Regions from separate parts of the Homo sapiens genome. Here region 1 is linked to region 2. A link is an interaction called in ENCODE POLR2A ChIA-PET data of the cell type or tissue named here. Cell type or tissue: MCF 10A. All regions are shown on one strand. Links, peaks and the distances in the headings refer to the core of each region. The heading gives the core; the rest is flanking DNA. Region 1 overlaps LOC105376650 (a long non-coding RNA gene). Region 2 has its middle 49 kb from the start of PRDM11.

Region 1 (2,909 bases), core at 318-2,817, 55 kb after region 2:
TGGGGGAAGTTGATGCCCGGTGGGAACCTTCCCCGTGGGGCGTTCTTAGCCTGGGGGAGATGGAACCTGTGATAAACGCTCCCTCTTTCTTCTTTGGATGAGTCCTTCTGGCAGTCCCATGGGATGGACTGACTCTGTTCAGAGCTCATCACCATCGCCAGCCTGCGACTCCTGGCACACGCTCCTAGTCCCTGCAACACGCTCTCACAGCTAAGCCTCTGTTGTTGGCTCTGCTTTCTGGAGACCCAGGCTAAGATACACCCATTATTTCCCTGCATCCATCATGGGATGTCCACTCCGCACAAAGCTAGAATCTAGGACAGAGGTTATACACCAAGCAGACACGCAGGGCACACAGTTAGTGCTCTATAAGTGTGGCTGTCATCATTATTGAGTCTTTCCACAACCCAGTGATCTAAGTGTTATCATCCAATTACACCGATGGAAACTGAGGTTCAGAGAGGTTAAGTGACTTGCTGAGGTCACACAGCAGGTCAGAAGTAAAACCCATACTTGAACATGTCTATTCTAGTCCAGAGTTCTTGGGACCAAGGGACTCATCTTAGTCAGTTCTGGCTGTCATAATAAAATACCATAGACTAGGTGGCTTAAACAACAGGAATTCTCATATTTCTAAAGTCTGGAAGTCCATGATCAAGGTTCTGGCAGATTTGGTTCCTGGTAAGAGCTCTCTTCCTGATTGTAGACAGCCATCTTCTCACTATGACCTCACATGGGAGGGGGAGAGAGAGAGAGAGAGAGAGAGTTAGTTAGTTCCAGCATCTCTTCCTCTGGTCTTACAAGGACACCAATTCCATCGTGGGGGCCCCACCCTTATTAACTCATCAAACTTAAGTACTTCCCAAAGGCCCCGTCTCCAAATATCATCACATTGGGGGTTAGAGCTTCACATAGGATGTTTGGGAAGACACAGACATGGAGTCCACAACAGGACTGTTTCCTGGTGCTCAGGGGCTGGGCTGCAGCCTTAAACCTCTCTTCCAGCTCAAGGGAGGGCTGAGCATCTCTTGAGCTCCCAGCCTGTGGATTGATTGGCTTTGATTATTTTCTGGAAGGATACTATGCAGGGGGAGTAAAGGAGCATTTTTGGGGGCCTTGGAGTGCAGATCAGCACTCACTCCCCCACACCTTGCCTCCCTTTCCCCTGGATCTGTTCACCCTTTGCCAGCAGGACACAGACCCACCCTTGGTATTAGCTTTGGCTGAGAGGCAAAGTCTGGGCTGCTGGGATGAAAGAAGGGATCTGTCTATAATGGTGTTTCCCAAGCTGCATCCCAAGGTAAACTCATGCCCTCTGAGTCCCATTAGGGCTAAACAAAGAGCAGGCTCTGTAATTAAATGTGCCTGGAAAATGTGAGGTTACATAAAATCGGAAGGCCTTTTTACCCTGGAATTTCTCAGAACCTTGAATATGCCAATCTGTGCTGTGACTGTCCTGAGGGAGTGTGGGGCATGCGGTATTTCCCAAACAGATTTACTCAAGGAACCCTCTTTGCTGAGGACAACTTTTTGGATCTGCAGAACTTGATTTGGGCACAGCTGCTGTAGTGTTTGGCACATTCTCCCCTTTTCCAGATGGACTAGATTGCCTCAGCCAGATGGGGGCTTCCCTGAGGCTGGCTGCTCCTGCCTGGGAAGTCTCTGTTCCCTCTCTTGCTTGCTCTGGGGAGACAGCATGAGTCACTCATCTTGGGCATTGGGTGCCAGCTCTGGGTGAAGGGCGGGGTGTGTTCAACAGGATGCCACTAGCAGCCTCCTTGGTTCCAGCCCTCTGGCATAGAAGCAAACGTTACCTTTAAGGGTAGACCCAATAGGAGATGAAGGTTCTTTCGACATGTGTTGGTTATTAGAGCAATGCTGGTTATTAAAAACTGAGATTCTTTTATACCAGTTGGTTAAAAGCTGCTCCCCCAAGCCCCTGAGTATTTTTACCACCACAGCTGTTCCAACCACCCCAGCCCTCTCCTGAGATCCTTCTCACAATCCAGCAACCAAGGGATTAATGCTTGCCACAACCAGGGCCCTTCAGGACCCTGCTTCAGGCCTCCAGAAGGCCTGGGTGTGTTCTAGCTGGTCATAGCCCTGCCATACCAGGTGAGGAATAATTTGAATATCATCCTTGGTGTCAACTATGAGTGCCCATCAGATGCTCTAGTGTCAGAGGATGAGAGCAGATGAAGAACATGGGGGCAGTGGTGTGCTAGAGGAGAAAGGGCTCAGACCTGGGATTGAGACCTCTTAACCTCTTTGTCTGCCACATTCTAGCTGTGTGCCCTGGAGGGGTTGAGCAGTGTTTTCCTTCCCTGAGTCTCAGTGTTCTCCTCTGCAGGATAGGATGCTATTCCTGCCCTTGGGAGGGTGTTATGAGGGTAAAGGAGCCCTGTAGCCAGCACAGAGCCTGGGCCACAAATAACGTGAATTCTTTTTTCCTTCCCCAGCCTGCCCAGGGCCAGATGCTGGTGGCGGCAGGTGCCTGAAGTGATGCTTCTCTTGCGTGTCCCTCACCCACAGCAGCCTTCTCATTAAGGGAGCTGTTCCGCATCCACATCTAATTACCCTCTAACTGCCTGCACCCCACTGAGCTCCGCCTGCTTTCTGCCTCCTGCCTGGGCAGGAGATGATGTCTAATTGGAAGCCGCTCTGCTAACCTGGCAGGACTCCACTCCTGATGGGGGAGGCAGTCTTGGGGGAGGCTGGCCCCAGCTGGCACCTGTGGGCGACTTCCAGCAGAGGGGCAGGGACAGCAAAGGCAATGGAGGCAGTTTCCAGAATCTCCAGGCTTTGGCTGAGTTACTGGCCCATGAAGGCAGAACCACAGTGAGCTGATGGTGTTGGAAGCTCTGCATTGACTTATTTTTCTGTAAAAGCAATTTAGAGTAGTGATTAGG
Region 2 (2,909 bases), core at 178-2,677:
TAAGATGGAGTCTCACTCTGTTACCCAGGCTGGAGTGCAGTGGCACGATCTTGGCTCACTGCAACCTCCGCCTCCCGAGTTCAAGCAATTCTCCTGCCTCAGCCTCTGGAGTAGCCGGAACTACAGGCACACATCACCACACCTAATTTTTTTGTATCTTTAGTAGAGACAGCGTTTCACTGTGTTGTCCAGGCTGCTCTCGAATTCCTGAGCTCAGGCAATCTGCCCACCTCAGCCTCCCAAAGTGCTAGGATTACAGGCGTGAGCCACCACACCCGGCCCAGAGCCTGTGATCTTAATCTCAAGGCCATCAGGCATCGCGTGCCATTCCTGCTGCTCCACTGCCCCTGCCCCAGTCTAGCCTTCCCTCCCTCCCTCAGCTGGCTTCCTGCAGTAGCCCTCTGGCTAGACATCCCTCCTGCCAATGATCCCTCTCCAGTCCACTTCAATACACTATCAGCCATTTTCCAGAATCTGATTACCTTCTTTTGTTGCTTGAAACACTCCATTGACTCTTTAGAGCTGCAGAATCCAGCTCAAACTCCCTTGCTTAGTACAACACTCCTCAGGAGCCCACCCTTGGGGGTCTTCTAGCCTCACCTTCGCCCGCCTTCCTGTTCCCACATCCTCTGTGTGGCCCTTTCCCATACCCACTATGGAGCACTACCTTTCTCAGGCTTCACAGTGCTATTCTTTCTGACCTCCCCCAACTTCCTCACCTGGGAAAATACAACCCAGGTGTCACTCCTTCCAGGAATTCTCCATTGCCCCTTTCTAGACTTAATTGAATTGTTCCCCACCACCACCCCATAGTCATGGTAGTGGTTAAAATCATGGATCCTGGGACCTGACCACATGGATGCAAATCCCAGCTCTGCCTCCTCATAGCTGTGCGAGCCTGGGCAAGTCACCTGGCCTGGTTTCCCACCTGTAAAGTGGAACTAGCATTAGTAGCAACCTCACTGACCTCATCTCATGCCAACCTCTATCTCGTAATGATTGGTTTCCAGTCTCCCCGACTAAGTCCAAGCTTTTCAAGAGCAAGCACAGTCTCCATTCATCTGTGCTCTTCCTTCCCTGGTGTCTGGTGCAGAGTCAGGTACACATCCCCTGCTCAATGATGGCCAAATGCAGGAATGGATGTCAAGGCCAACATTGGCCAGAGGGTCCTTCCTTAGCACACAGGAACACCCAGCACTGTGTGAGTTTTCCTTGCATGTCAGTCTTCTTCCTGGCCCCAGATGATAAGTCCCTGGGGATGAGGGGAACGAGGCCATCCCCTCCATCAGCTGTGGTGCTAGTCACTGGGCCTGATACTCTGAGGCCTGGGTGGGTTCCCTGAAGGTGCCGCTAGGGCACTGTCCATGGTGCTGAAGAGCTCTGTCACGTGACTAATTCCTCCTTCTGAGATGGTAGTTGGGGAGTGAAGGGATTTGCTTCAGGGCAGCCACGAATGGATTTTTCATCTCCAATCCCAGCCAGCACATTTTGTTCTGACATTTCTTTGGCACCTTTGCCAATGACGTGACGGTGCCTGTGCAGCTCTTTCCCCTGCCTTCCAAATTCCTTGGAGAACTGTCATATTCCCCACTCCCCACTTCCTCCTGCCACTGCAGGCACCTCCAAACATGAGTGTATCACCCAGAGATGTGGACTGAAGAGAGTGGAACACAGCCTGTGGCCCCAGTTGCCAACAAGGCGGCTCCATGCTTTCCGTAGCCTGCTTGTCTCACCTACAGGTGGTCCTAAGCCCTGGATGTGTCCCAATAGCTCCGTCCTCAAGGACAAGCTAAACAGGAAAAGCCTGGCCAGAAAAAATGGTAGTGAAAATAAATTCTGATTCTATGTGTGCAGTAGAGTTCAATGGTCTGAGCATCTGAGCGACACTTGAGTTTGAATCCCATTACCCCTGTGTGATCTTGAGTGATTTGTTCCACCCCTGAGCTTCAATTTCCTCACCTGTTAAATGGGAGGGATGAAAGCTTTCCCACAGGATTGTGGTGAGGACAAAATTAGACAATGTAGGTAAATGTGCTGGCAATTCTGCCGGCATGTAACAAATGCTCACGTTTGGTAGCTACTATTCCTCAGACTTTACTTGATAGAGAAGCCTGTGAATTTCAGACTGGAAGGGAACCTAGTCCAGTGCCTTCAGTTTACATACAAGGAAATTGAGGCTCAGCCAGGTGAAGGACTTGTTTAAGGTCACATGGCCAGTAAGGGAGAGGACTCAGGAGAGCAGGGGAATCTTCAAACTTGTGAGCTATTGATGCATTAAGTCACCAGGATGCTGAAGTTGGAGGTATGGGGGGCTGCATACAGGATGAAGGTAAAGGTGCTTTCTATTTAGCTGCAGGAAATATCCTTGATTTGAACCTTAAAACCAAATTCCCTGGCCTCATCTTCATCCCATTTACCTCTCAGCCACATTTCCAGGTTGGTAGCCTCATTATCCCCGTTTGCCAGATGAGAAAAAGGAGGCTCAGAGGAGCAAGGAGACTGGTGCATGGCCACGCAGCTGCCTCCCTGCCAGGATTGGCATGAAGATCATGTGAGATGAGCAGGCAGGAGTTCCTGAAACAGGCCTGGCAGAGAATGTACTTGGAAATGACAACGTTCCCTTCTCCCTCCTGAAGGAGTCAGTCCTCACATTTCAGAGTAGAAAAAGGCATTTCTGTTCACGCTACCCAGTGCCTCTGTGATTCCACAGGCTTCTAGCACAATCTCCTCAGGAAATAATCAGAAAGACACTAAAAATCAAAGCCAGTGAAGAGGCTGCTTGGGAGGTGGTGCAGAGTTGCTTAGCAAGCAGGTGAGAGAATAAGCTGAATGGGAGGCTTTAGGAACATCTGAGGATGTCTTTTATCTTCGGAGAGCCTGGCCAGAATAATGAAAACCCATTGGGCTTG

What was found. ChIA-PET counts read pairs that join two places held together with the same protein. Peaks named below come from ENCODE experiments on the same cell type or tissue, not always from the same donor. Only the 100,000 strongest peaks of a DNase experiment are listed, where the experiment ranks them.
Region 1: POLR2A ChIA-PET joins it to region 2 with 12 read pairs; 3 of 35 experiments call an interaction of 5 or more read pairs at or near these places.

Annotation. Positions count from the first base shown.
Region 1 is chr11:45,041,507-45,044,415 of GRCh38, reverse strand. LOC105376650 (a long non-coding RNA gene) reads right to left here. Exons shown (of 3, transcript XR_931237.3): 2 at 2,670-2,879; 3 at 363-721. Among named protein-coding and RNA genes, the nearest start is that of LINC02685, 69 kb to the right of the region's middle. RefSeq lists an enhancer at 2,583-2,909. In MCF 10A, for the core only: no CTCF peak of the experiment used is centred there; a DNase peak (open chromatin) is centred at 1,695.
Region 2 is chr11:45,096,543-45,099,451 of GRCh38, reverse strand. It overlaps a transcript of PRDM11 not described here. Among named protein-coding and RNA genes, the nearest start is that of PRDM11, 49 kb to the left of the region's middle. In MCF 10A, for the core only: no CTCF peak of the experiment used is centred there; a DNase peak (open chromatin) is centred at 1,401.